Linked DNA regions of Homo sapiens: regions 2, 3 and 4 are each linked to region 1. The links are chromatin contacts, found by Hi-C or POLR2A ChIA-PET in ENCODE. All regions are on one chromosome and are shown on one strand. Each heading gives the region's core, a stretch centred on a gene start or an enhancer-like site at or near the end of the contact. The rest is flanking DNA. Distances are from core to core; before and after follow the strand shown. Region 1 holds the start of CDKN1B (cyclin dependent kinase inhibitor 1B). Region 2 holds the start of PTMS (parathymosin). Region 3 holds the start of PTPN6 (protein tyrosine phosphatase non-receptor type 6). Region 4 holds the start of PEX5 (peroxisomal biogenesis factor 5).

Region 1 (2,918 bases), core at 1-2,500:
CCCTAGCCAGGAGGCGGACCGTTGATAAACATCCCAACTTTGTCACATACCTAGGAGTTGCTAGTGAGAGGGACCGCGATGTATTAAGTTAGGGAAATTATCGGATCTTACCATCTCCAGTTTCTGACTTAAAAGTCACAAACAGACAAGCAGTGGGCCAGGTAGCACTGAACACCTAAGACCAATAAAGTTAGCTCTCCCAAAGCTAAATCAGAATACGCCGAAAAGCAAGCTAAGGTTAACACCCTCCAGCAGGCAAAGCGGGGCCCCAAACACATTCTATGGTTGGGAAAGGGTCATTACCGTCGGTTGCAGGTCGCTTCCTTATTCCTGCGCATTGCTCCGCTAACCCCGTCTGGCTGTCCGACGGATCAGTCTTTGGGTCCACCAAATGCGTGTCCTCAGAGTTAGCCGGAGCCCCAATTAAAGGCGCCGCCGGGCGGCTCCCGCTGACATCCTGGCTCTCCTGCGCCGGCACCTTGCAGGCACCTTTGGGGGGCCGCGGGGGTCTGTAGTAGAACTCGGGCAAGCTGCCCTTCTCCACCTCTTGCCACTCGTACTTGCCCTCTAGGGGTTTGTGATTCTGAAAATCGAAATTCCACTTGCGCTGGCTCGCCTCTTCCATGTCTCTGCAGTGCTTCTCCAAGTCCCGGGTTAACTCTTCGTGGTCCACCGGGCCGAAGAGGTTCCTGCAGGCCGAGGGCTTGGGGTGCTCCGCCTGCCTGGCGTCCATCCGCTCCAGGCTAGGGCTCCCGTTAGACACTCGCACGTTTGACATCTTTCTCCCGGGTCTGCACGACCGCCTCTCTCGCACTCTCAAAAAAACAAAACCGAACAAAACAAAGCGCCCCTACGCAGCCCGAACCCCTCTCGGAAGCCCAGCGACTGCCCTCGGAGCCAAAAGACACAGACCCCGACGAGCCACGGCCCGAGCTCTAGGAGCGCGCAGGGGCTGCGGGGAAGCCCCGGCCCGGCCGCCGAGTCTCCGCTGATCAAATGGACTGGCGAGCGGGAGGGCGGAGAGGAGAGGGGACCAGGCAAGCGGAGAGGGTGGCAAAGCCCGTCCGAGTCTGGGCGGGTGCAAGCCCGCGGGTCCCGCGAACCCAGCCGCTCTCCAAACCTTGCCGGCGTCGGAGTCGCAGAGCCGTGAGCAAGCGGGGACAGGGGAGGGGGAGAAAAACACCCCGAAAAGACGAGCCCCCTTTTTTTAGTGGCCCAATATGGCGGTGGAAGGGAGGCTGACGAAGAAGAAAATGATTGACACGGCGAGTCTATTTAAACAGAGGAGGAGATCCATTGGTTGCGGCGGCGGGAGCCGCCCCGCCGAGGCTGGCGAGCGCGGCCTTAAGGTGGCCCCGGCGCGGTTCCGCCACCTCCCCTCGTTCCCGAGCGCGCCGCCTCCCCGAGCGCCGCCGGGAGATTGGCTGGTCGCGTGACTGCTGGAGGGGTACTGCTGCCAACAAACCTGCTCTGGCTGGCCTCGGAGAAATTAAAATTAAGACAAACAAACTAGCCAAACGGCCGGGAACCTGGGGCGGGGCCTGAGGTTCGGGGCCCGGCGCTGCGTTGGCGGGTTCGCCGCGGCGCCTAAGCCCCGACCTCCCTCCCGCTCCTCGCCCGGGAAGCCGGGACCTGGACCAGAGGACCGCGAAGGTCGCCGGCAGCTCGCTAGGAGCCGGGGTGGCGAGCTGCCCCCAGCTCGGCCCTCCCCAGCGGCCCCCACCTCGTGGTCTGCGGGGGAGGCCGCGGAGCGTTTGCTGGGGGGGCTGGGCGCCCCCCCGCCGGCGTGCCTTTGCTGGGGGCTGGTGGAGGCAGTGGGCAATGGTTCGCTCAGCCTTAACCCAGAAGTTTCTGCCATCCCTGGGGAGGCTGGGGGCCTAGGGAAGAAGCCAAAGCGAACGTCTTTCTTTTAGAAATTAGCCAGGAGTAGACGCGGCACTTATCATGAACTCAAGCTCTCCCTCAATGAAAATAAGAAAGGAACTCAAGATTAAAAAAAAAAAACAAAAAACTCTAGTCTCTCAAGTCCCTTAATAAACTTTGTAGCTGTCTCAGACACGTTTAGTTTTGAAAAACGAGGGTACACCCCTGGCCCAGGATCTTCCTTCCCAAGCACAGTTAAGGCCATGGACATTGGCTGCGTGTGGGAACTCGTCCCTTTCTACTTTTCTGTTCTTTCCCGGGATTGTAGCAGTTTCCTCTACCTGAGTCCAGCCGCCAAATACAACAGCTCCTTCCTTCCTCCACCCTTCTCTCTCACCAGATTTCACTGCTCCAACAAACTCAGAACAATATTCAGATGCTAGTGAATGCTTTCAGAGGGCTGAAGGGTGAAAATACTCCCCTCGGGGTCAAACTCCAGATGATGAAATGATTTTTAAAACACCACAACCATGTCCTAACGTCCGATACTAGTATTCCAGCGTTTCTCTTCTCCCTTTTGCAGCTGGAAATTTCTCTCTCAGTGTGGGCTTGAGCACCGTGGTGGAAGGTAAAGTAGGACGATGAGCAGGGCTGCCCTGAGACAAAGCTCAGTGGATCTTCAACTGCCTCCCCACCCCCATGCCCGGTACCCATCATCTTGGTTTGAGCCAAAGTTAATGCATTTTACTGGAAACCAACCTTCCGTTCTAATATTACACAGCAGCAAAGTTTTCTTAAGCACCTATGCTACAGATGAGCTTGATGTGTAGCTTGTTTTCTTAGCCACATCTTGTCCACTTTGTGTGCCTACCTCATCTCATACGCTCCAGAATGTGACAGCTGGAAGGGACCCTCGGGACCCTGTGGTTTAACCCTCTCCTTTTTACCACGGAGGAAATCGAGACTCAGAGAGGTTTCCTGTCCAGGGACATGCATTCGGTTGGTACCGGAGTCAGGACTAGATGCAAGTCTCCTAACACTCAGGTTGGTTCATT
Region 2 (2,918 bases), core at 419-2,918, 6.0 Mb after region 1:
ACACACCGACACCGGCCGACAGCCATGCACAGACACAGTTAGAGAGGAGCACCCACGCGATGGGAGACACATGGCCCAGCGTTGGGCCATTCTGGTCCACACTCTTGAGACAGCACGGGAGCACAGCGGAGCCACTCAGCACTCACAAAGCGACAACATGGCTCCAGAACATCTACGTCTCCACATGCACACATGTAACTGACACGGGCAGTCCCACACACTCGCTGGATTTCAGACATACAAAGACACCTACTCAGTGAAGTCACATGCCACCGCACAGCCCGCCGGAGGGCCACACGGGCGCACCTTGGCAGATCGCACACAGCCCCTCTCCCACCGCCGTTAATCCCATTGGCTCCCCCCGTTTCACTCCGCGGGCCTCCGGGAGACCTGTGTGACGGCCCCTCAGCAACCACCGCGCCCCCCCCCCCCGCCATACACATACACACACAAGATAGGGCTCCCAGCCCCCAAACCCCGGCCGCGTTAATTTCCCAAAGCGACACTCCGCAGGTTCCCTGGGGAAATTAGAGGAAGGCTGGAAGAGAGGCAAGGGCGAACGGATGGGGCCGGGGAAGGGAGCTGATGAGGGCGAGGACAGCTCGACGCAATGCCATGCAATGCCCAGCCTCGGCTTTTTCGAAGGCTAGTCCTGCCCCGCTTCTAATTTTTAGGAATTCGAGATTCTTTCAGTGTGTATGCGGGAAGGGGACGATGAAGAGAAAAGAAAGCTGAAAGCCAGCTGAGGGGAGGGAACGAGAAAACAGAGGCGGCCGCCGTCCGGGGAGAGAAGCGAGCGACGGTCGGGCCGCGGGGAGGGGCCCGGAGGAGCAGCCTCCAGGGAGAGTCCTGTTTACACTTGAGGATCTCAAACCGCTTAGCGAGGAAAGGTGAGGTCAGGTTGCAAGCAAAGACGCGGCAGCGGGGCGCAGGGAGGGGGCGCGGCAAAGTGAGACTCGGGGCGTTCGGACGGGAAGCCGGACGGGATCCGGTCAGCGAGGTGGGGCCGAAGAGGGGTGGGGACGGCTGCGGGGGACGGCGCGACCGGAGCGGCGAGGCCGGGCGCCGTGGTGCGCGCAGGGCAGCTAGAGGGCGCTGGCGCTAGCCGCGCGGAGCCGGGAAAGGAGCTCCGGGCCGGGGAGCGGTGGGAGGGCGCAGTGGGGTCCGCCAGGACCCGGGCGCAAGGGCCGCGCGGGGCCGTCGGGGGCGGCCTGGGGCGAAGGACCGCGCCGGGCCCCAGGGCTGCGCGAGGTCCGGGCCGCCGCCGCCCCCGCCCGTACCTTGGCGCTCAACTCGGCCGCTGCCTCCACGCTTTTCTCCGACATGGTGCCGGGGCCGGGGCCGGGGCTGGCGGGGAGCCGGGGTCCCGGGGCCGAGACGGAGGGGCCCTGGACGGCGGAGGGTGGCCGCGGCCGGAACCTGGCGCGGTGGCGGCGGCGGCGGCGACAGCGGCAGCGGCGGCCGCTCGGCAAGCTGGGTCTCTGGAAGAGGCGGCAGAGGCGCGCGGGGTGGGGCGGGGGTGGGTCTGGAGCGGAGACCCGCAGGGCTGCGGCCGTCCGGAGGGCGGGCGGAAGGGCGGTGCAGGCGGTGGCCGGCGCGCTCGGCCGCGGTAGCTCGATCCCGGGCTCGCCGCCCCCGCACCAGCAGAGCTGCCGCCGACCAGCCGCTGCCGCCCCCGGGAAGGGAACCCGCTTATAAGGCGGCGCTGCCCGACGGGAGGGGCTTCCCAGGGGTGGGGCAGGCGGGAGCGGGGAGGAGAGGAGAGGGGAGGGGGATGAAAGAGGAGGTTGGAGAGGTGGGGATAGGAGGATGAAAGCGAGGGGAGGGAGAGCTAGGGAGTCGGGAGGGAGGACGAGACCAGGAGGGGGAAATGGAGAGACTGACGGCCGCGGAGAAAGAGTGGGGCGAGGAGGTGGGAAGGGGTGGGGTTCCTGCGGGGAGGCACCTTTCCAAATCCCAACCTACTGCCTGCGAATGTGGAGTCTGGCTTTTGGGGGCGGACTGGAGAGGTGGCCAGAATCCTACTGACCCCAAAAAAAGCCCTGGGATTTTGCCAAGGGGTGGGGTGAGGGGAGCAGATGGGAAGATAGGGCAGGTATTTGAGAAACCAAAAGCTTAAAGAAGAGGAAGAGGGTTCGGGCGCTCCTTCCACACCACGCCGGATTTCCCCCTCTCATCCTCCATCCACATTCTCTGGATGGCCTTGAGGAGGGATGGGAGGGCAGAAAGGGCGGCCCAGCCTTCTGTCCCGCCAGATTGACACTTGTGACCCTTGCCGGGTGCCTCCCTTCCTGGCCCCGTGCTGTGAGCCGGGGGGAGTCAGGCCCCCTGGTCTCCTTTGCTGTCTTCCAGCTCTCTTCCATCTTCTACCTCTCTTATTCGCCCGTCTCACCTCACTTTTATTCGCCTGGTCCTTCTATTTCTCTTCATCCGTCCTCAGTCATCTGTACCTAGACCCCTCCTTCACAACCAATTATAACTCGAATCGCTCCCATTCTTCTCTCACCTCTTCTCCACTCCTCACTGACTCTCTTCTGCCCTTCCACCTCTGGTCTCTTTCCCTATCTTTCCCAGACAACCCTGCTCTTGTCTTATCTGAGTCAGGCACCTGGCCCTCTATTCTTGGCTGGCTTTCCTCAACTCCTCTTTCTGTCCTCATTTTTTACATTTTCCATCCTTCAGCTTTTCTCATTCCTCTGCTGCCATCTTCCCTAGCCTTTCTGGGTTATATTTGCCTCCTTTGCAAATATAATACAGGTCCAGGTCTGGAGTTCCAGCCCCACCCTATTCCACACATCCTCAGCTCCTCGCCCTCAATCTCGGTATCTTTGAGTCATTTTGAAAAGCTTGGGATTTCAGAAGGGAACAGGGGCTGGGTTGTGTATTAAAGGTCAGGAAGGTGGACAGAGTGGAAGGCT
Region 3 (2,918 bases), core at 419-2,918, 5.8 Mb after region 1:
AACCGATCCATGAATGCAGGGATCCACGGCAAGGGCAAGTCGGCTTGGCCCAGGGGTGCATGTGAAAACCCCCTAGCGTTATTCCGCTGCCCTTTACTCTAAGGGGATCTGGCATTGAGATGCGGCTGCTGAAAGGAGCCATGGTGTCATGAGGAGCATTCAGAGCCCCCAGCCCCCAGCCCATGCCTTTGGGAGACCACAGGAGGAGTCGGGGAGGCCACAGGAAGGAAATGCCTGGAGTATTACTCTGTGCCCGGGACAGCGTGAGACACTTTACACAGGTGAACACTTCACATCGTGCTCTCAATGATCTCTGTTTGGGCCGGAGACCTATTTGACCCCACAGGACAGACCCATCCCCACGGGGCGGCTGGGACAAGGCATCAAGTGTCTTGGCAAGCATTCATCCCCATCTTCACCCCAGTGTCAGCTCCTCACTGTCCTAACATGTGCTGGGGTGAGGGGCAGACGGAGGAAGGCAGGCTCGATTCCAGAGGAAGAAGAGCTTTCTAACAACAGAGCTGGCCTGCACGACATGCTGGCCACCAGCAGTGGCCTCCCTGTCTCCAGTGGGACCTGGGTTGCAGCGGCCAGGGCTCCCGGAGTAGGGCGAGGCAGCTTTCTGTGGCTTCCTCGGGGTTAGGTGGAAAGGGTGGTAGGTTAGGCTCTGAGACACCAGGTCCCAGGACAGCAGGGAGGAGGGACATTGAGAGCCCCAGCTGGTGCAGGGAGGGGAGGGGATGGAGGGTAGGCAGCGCCGGCTGCCAGTCTCCCTGCCTCCCTGGCTGTTCAGGGTGGGAGCCGGCTCATCCCTGCTTGGGAATGGCGGGGGTGCGGAGCCCTCACCTCTCACTAGTGGGATCGGAGCAGTTCAGCGGGTACTTGAGGTGGATGATGGTGCCGTCGCGGTCCTGCAGGACACCCTGCTGCTGAGTGTAGTACTCCACCAGCTCTGTCAGAGTCGCAAACTTCTCCCCTCCATACAGGTCATAGAAATCCCCTGAGTTCTGGATCCGAATATGGGTCACCTGATCCCCCACCCTGCAGGGCACCAGGCGGTGAGGCCAGTCGGTGCAGGAGTAGAGGCAGGAGGGCAGGGATCGGCTGAGGTCCTGGGTGGGGGCACACATGGGCATGGGTGGGCACAGACAGGGATGGGGAGTGTGGGGGTTGGGGGCAAGGGAACAGACGGGGAGTCAGCACTGCCACGGGGAACCAGGAATGAGTGGTTCAGGGCCTGGATGGCACAAGAGAGTGGCCAAAATGCCCGGGGTTGCGGGGGGCCCACCTACCTGACGGAGAGCGAGAAGTCACCCTGGTTCTTGCGACTGGGCCGAGCCAGGAAGCTACCGTGGACACCTCGGCCCTTGAGCAGGGTCTCTGCATCCAGCCCACTGAGGTCTCGGTGAAACCACCTGGGCGGCCCAGGCAGGGCAGTGAGGAGGGGTCCCGTGGGCACCAGGCACCCTTGCCTCCTGTCTACCGTGGGTGGCAGGCCCTTACCTCACCATCCTGGGGGCTTCCGGAGAGGAAGGGGGCGCAGGGAATGAGGAGGTGCAGCTAGTCTGGGCAGGCAGAGAGCTCAGGGACTAAGCCTCAGATGCAGCTCCCAGTGCCGGGCCGCCTCACCACCCCCGGTGGTCCCAGTTCTGGGGCTGCCACTCCACTGGCCTGGGGCAGCCGGCAGGGCGGGGACAGGAAGAGGCGCGGCCGACCCCTTGGGGGAACTCACTTGTACTTCTCGTTTTAGAGCACAGCAAGGGAAGAGAAGCAGAGCAGGGTGGCACTGGGGGTGGGGACGGGGCCCACTTCCCACACGTCTGCAATCAAAGGCTCAGGAGCATGGCATTGCACATATGTGACAACACATGCAGTAAGGACACATGTGTGCCTTGCACACTCCAGGCCCAGATAATACTTCACGCATGCGAACCCAGACGGTCCCACGGCATCTCTCCCTCCTCCACCAGCTGCTTTTACGCAGCCCTCCCTGGCCCACGCTAATAACAATGATGGCGGTGACAACTGTCATCGAGTGAGTCCTGCTGGATGCCGGGCGCTGTGCTATAATGGCGTTCACATGCCTTGTCTGATTGGTTTCTCACCACAGCCCTATGAAACAGGGGCTATCTTTATCATTTTACAGACAAGGAACCTGAGGCTCAGGGAGTTTAAGGCATTGCCTGAGTCCATCAGTGAGTCAGCTGCAGTGCCAGGATTCAAACCCAGACAGTCCGGTTCCAAAGCCAGTGCTTTGAACTCCTATACACCAGCCCTCAGGGCTTCAAAGAACAGAGATTAAGAGCCTCCTTGTCCAAAGGGGCTGCCATGGGAGCAGGAGACTAATAGTTAAGACCTTGCCAATGCTTGCAAGAGAGAAGGGTGCCCTCCTCTAACCAACATATGCAGTTTGTCCATGCCACTGTGGCAGAGGGATGGACAACATGACCCTGAGCAGCCCTGTCAACATGGGTCCTTTCTAATTCTTGTCCCTAGGCCTCTGCCCTGCCCCAGCACTCCCACCAGGGGGCCTATCTCCTGGGGGGCTGGGGGACAAGGTCCTCACCATGGCTGATTTTCTCAGGGCTGGTTGATCTTAGAGGCCCTAAACACTAAGGTATATGATGCTGCCTACCTGTAATTCCAAATACAAACATCAACACCGCCAAACCAAAACGAGGAAAAGCAGCTCAACAGGGGATACATAAGAAACACATATTGGTGGCTTCCCCTAGGGAGGGAAACTGGGTGGCTGGAGGACAGGGCTGGGGGAGACACTTGGTTCTCTACATACCTTTTTGAATGTTATATGATGGGCATGCATTACCTTTATAAAAATAAATATGCTAACTGGGAACAATTTCTGGGAAACTTTTAGGGTACAGGGAAGGCTCTTTGTCTCTATCTGGATGCTGTTT
Region 4 (2,918 bases), core at 157-2,656, 5.5 Mb after region 1:
ACTGTCTTTCCATAGATTTAGAAGGACGAAAAAATACATTTAAAAACAAGCAGGCATTCTCATTCGGTCAGGAAAGCCCAAAAATTGAAATACGGGTGAACTAAGTTTAAAGGTAAAAACACAGTGGGCAAGAGAAAAATGGGACAGAAAAGAGACTGGTCTATTTACCTCATCTTCAGAAGCTACTCCCAAAGGCTTGGAGGCCTAAGAGAGAAAGACAGAGATGTACAATGACGCAGTTCCTCTAAAATCAGGGGTTGATGAAGCCCATAGGCATCTGAGCCTCGGCTTCTTCATCTATAAAATGGTTGCATTTATTTAAAGGTGCACAGGGTTTTCTAGTGTTTATAAACGCTCAGTAAGTGGTAACTACTATGATTTGCAACACAATAGAGAAAGCAGTTATACCAAGATGTGCAAACAGCCCCTCCACCTCAGACCACCACCACCTGGGCTTTCCACCTCAAGAACACTCACTGCCTCAGAGGCTGCACCTGGGCTTTCCACCTCAAGAACACTCACTGCCTCAGAGGCTGCACCTGGGCTTTCCACCTCAAGAACACTCACTGCCTCAGAGGCCGGGGCTCCGGGGGGCCAGGGGCCAGGCCTCAATCCCTCCTGCCGAAGGGCCTTGTCCTGGGTGAAGTGCCCGGCGAGCTTCATGAGCGGGTTGGCACCCCCGCATTCGGCCTCCACCAGCTCCCGCATTGCCATGGTGACCGCCAGCTCTCTGATGGACACAGGAGGTTTGGAACTGAGGTACCCAAGCCAGACCCTTCTCACATCCACAACTCTGCCCGTATCTGAGGAAGGCACACAGGCGTCTGCCCCACACTGGCCGCCCTCCACCCCAGTGCTTTTGCTGCGACCCCCACCTCTGCCAGGAGTTCGAGGGAGGTCGGTACTCTCTCCTGCCGCCCCCCTCAAAGGCCACCGCTTCCAGCCTGCGCCTCTGCAGAGGCCTCCGCGACTACGGTCCCATGGGCTGGGGGCCAGCAGCTGCCTCCACAAAGGGGCCTGGACCCCGGGGGACCACGGGGACGCTTCAACAACCAGGCTGGACGGCGACACTGCCCGAAGAAGGGACAGTGGGAAAACAGCCCGACCATACCTAGCCCCGCGCAGCCCCAGCACGCGGTGAGCACGGCAGAGGAGCATTCCCTCCCCTTAAGTCACCGGAGCCCTTCCCCCGGCTCGGCCCGGTCCCTCCCGCGCTCCCCACCGCCCATCTCCCCGGCCCTGCTGCCGCTCCAGCCCCGCCCCTGGGACCCGCGAGGCCACCGCAAGGGTGGGGAGGGCCCAGGGACGCGGCCCCGGGCCCCCTCGGGGTCAGGCGCTCACCGCGGAGCGCCGCGCCGCACGACCCGCCGGGGCACCAGGTGCTGGCTTGGGGGAGGGGAGAAGAGGGGGCGGGGAGCCAGGGGGCGGGGCTCAGGCTTAAAGGGGCCGTGACCGCCCCGCAGCGGCCCAGGCCCAGCGGAAGCTGTCTGAAAAGGCGGGGCCTTAAGACTGCGACGCAGCCTGACGGGAAGAGCCGTGAGTCTTAAAGGGGAAGAGCACCTTAGAGAGCGGGTCTTGGAGAGTCGCCTTTAGGAGCGCTCGAAAAGGCCACGGGCCCTAGGATTTGTTTGACGGAAAGCTCAAAGAAGAGTGGAGCTAAGAAGGGCTTCCCAGGCTCTGGGGGAAAGCCGAAGACGCGAGATCCTAGGCTCAGTCGATCCTGCCTCTTCCCTTGGGCGCATTGTGACCTAAGGGGATTCAGTGCCCTTTCTGAGCCTCAGTTTTCCCCTCTAAAATGGGGCTGGCTAATGTTCCCAAGCCCAAGAAAGAGAAAAGCCCTAACACCAGGGGCTGGGGAGTCCAGTCCGAAGCCTTCTTCAGCCTCCTAGGCCTGCCCCGCTTCCAAATAACCCCTAGCGGGGTAGCGTCACTGTCTCCATGGAGACAGGGGCCCGCCCCCGCCTTAATCCCTCTCCACCTCTGCATAATGGGGAAAATAGCACTGCATGATGACAAATTCCGGAGACCAAAATAGGGTCCAACGCATCCTGAGACCTCGAGCTGGTAACGTACAGGGAAGGTGAACAGTGAGTCAGCCCTTCCTTCCGCTAAGTCAACATAGTGGCCTTATTCCCATCACTCCAGGCTGGGAAAGGACAAACATACAAGAAATGCTTTTAATCACGGAATAAGACTAAGCCTCAAGCCCCCTCATCTGCCAAAGAGTGTGCTCTGCTGTCAAACCTCAAAGTCATTGAGAAACAAACCCTGATAATCTCACCCAGCTTCAAGACCAAGGGAGTCCTAGTGTCATGGAGAAGAGCAAGGAGGGGCCCAGGGCTGCCGGTAAATGACCAAGGGCAATAATGCCAGACGAACAGAAGTACCATCCCAGCCCAGGGTGCATGAGCGGAGGCAGGCAGGCAGCAGGTGGCGCCATGGGCCGGGCTTGTTTCCTGGCTGTTCTGCAGATTTCAGAGGTGGAGGCCTCAGGGGGCCACAGGGAATGTCTGTGTAAACTCATCCCTGGGAAGACAGAGAAGCTGCTCTGACACCTCAGGGGAACAGAATGGCAGGGGACAGACCATAAGACTGTGCAACATTTCTCCTTTTCCTTGCCTTTTCGCCCTCTTTCAGAGGCCCCACTTCTACACCCCGTTTTCTTCCGGAGCACACAAATCCCAGCCCTTGGGCGTCCCCTGTTCTCAGGCTGCCATCGTGAGGAAAATACCTGATAAACTAAACCACACAAGGATGAAGAGATGCCCTCCAGAAGGTGCATACTTTTAAAAAGAGGACCCCCTAGAGAGAGCAATGTTTAAAGGAACCCATCTGATACAGTAGAATTTCAGAACCTCAAGGCAACCAGAGTTTCCCAGTACCACTTAAACATCACAACACACATAACCTTCTGCTCT

What was found. Hi-C counts contacts between places; a loop is a spot of excess contacts on that map. ChIA-PET counts read pairs that join two places held with the same protein, here RNA polymerase II (POLR2A). Pooled maps may share reads with other maps.
Region 2: a loop to region 1 is called in a pooled map, with 2.7 times the contacts of the local background. The contact joins the promoter of PTMS here to the promoter of CDKN1B in region 1. A Hi-C loop is called at or near these places in 2 of 50 pooled maps. POLR2A ChIA-PET finds 5 or more read pairs at or near these places in 3 of 52 experiments (A673, Panc1 and WTC11).
Region 3: a map of OCI-LY7 shows a loop between it and region 1 (9-fold over the local background). The contact joins the promoter of PTPN6 here to the promoter of CDKN1B in region 1. A Hi-C loop is called at or near these places in 1 of 168 maps with a recorded cell type or tissue (OCI-LY7), 1 of 37 single-sample maps with no recorded cell type and 6 of 50 pooled maps. POLR2A ChIA-PET finds 5 or more read pairs at or near these places in 1 of 52 experiments (CD4-positive, alpha-beta memory T cell).
Region 4: a map of gastrocnemius medialis shows a loop between it and region 1 (20-fold over the local background). The contact joins the promoter of PEX5 here to the promoter of CDKN1B in region 1. A Hi-C loop is called at or near these places in 1 of 168 maps with a recorded cell type or tissue (gastrocnemius medialis) and 2 of 50 pooled maps. POLR2A ChIA-PET finds 5 or more read pairs at or near these places in 1 of 52 experiments (OCI-LY7).

The regions. Positions count from the first base shown.
Region 1 is chr12:12,715,700-12,718,617 of GRCh38, reverse strand. It overlaps CDKN1B (cyclin dependent kinase inhibitor 1B), which reads right to left and starts at 1,250. Exons shown (of 3, transcript NM_004064.5): 1 at 304-1,250. The coding sequence starts at 778. It also overlaps a transcript of GPR19 not described here. RefSeq lists silencers at 684-872, 1,297-1,866 and enhancers at 1,047-1,146, 1,227-1,276.
Region 2 is chr12:6,765,113-6,768,030 of GRCh38, reverse strand. PTMS (parathymosin) reads right to left here and starts at 1,668. Exons shown (of 5, transcript NM_002824.6): 1 at 1,281-1,668. The coding sequence starts at 1,325. RefSeq lists silencers at 864-1,363, 1,474-1,803.
Region 3 is chr12:6,950,106-6,953,023 of GRCh38, reverse strand. It overlaps PTPN6 (protein tyrosine phosphatase non-receptor type 6), which reads right to left and starts at 1,668. Exons shown (of 16, transcript NM_002831.6): 1 at 1,504-1,668; 2 at 1,293-1,415; 3 at 847-1,041. The coding sequence starts at 1,511. RefSeq lists enhancers at 1-500, 501-1,434, 1,435-2,370.
Region 4 is chr12:7,188,174-7,191,091 of GRCh38, reverse strand. It overlaps PEX5 (peroxisomal biogenesis factor 5), which reads right to left and starts at 1,406. Exons shown (of 16, transcript NM_001351132.2): 1 at 1,342-1,406; 2 at 568-730; 3 at 169-204. The coding sequence starts at 714. RefSeq lists enhancers at 580-659, 117-832, 690-839, 833-1,549, 1,550-1,609 and 2 more and silencers at 1,030-1,439, 2,460-2,509.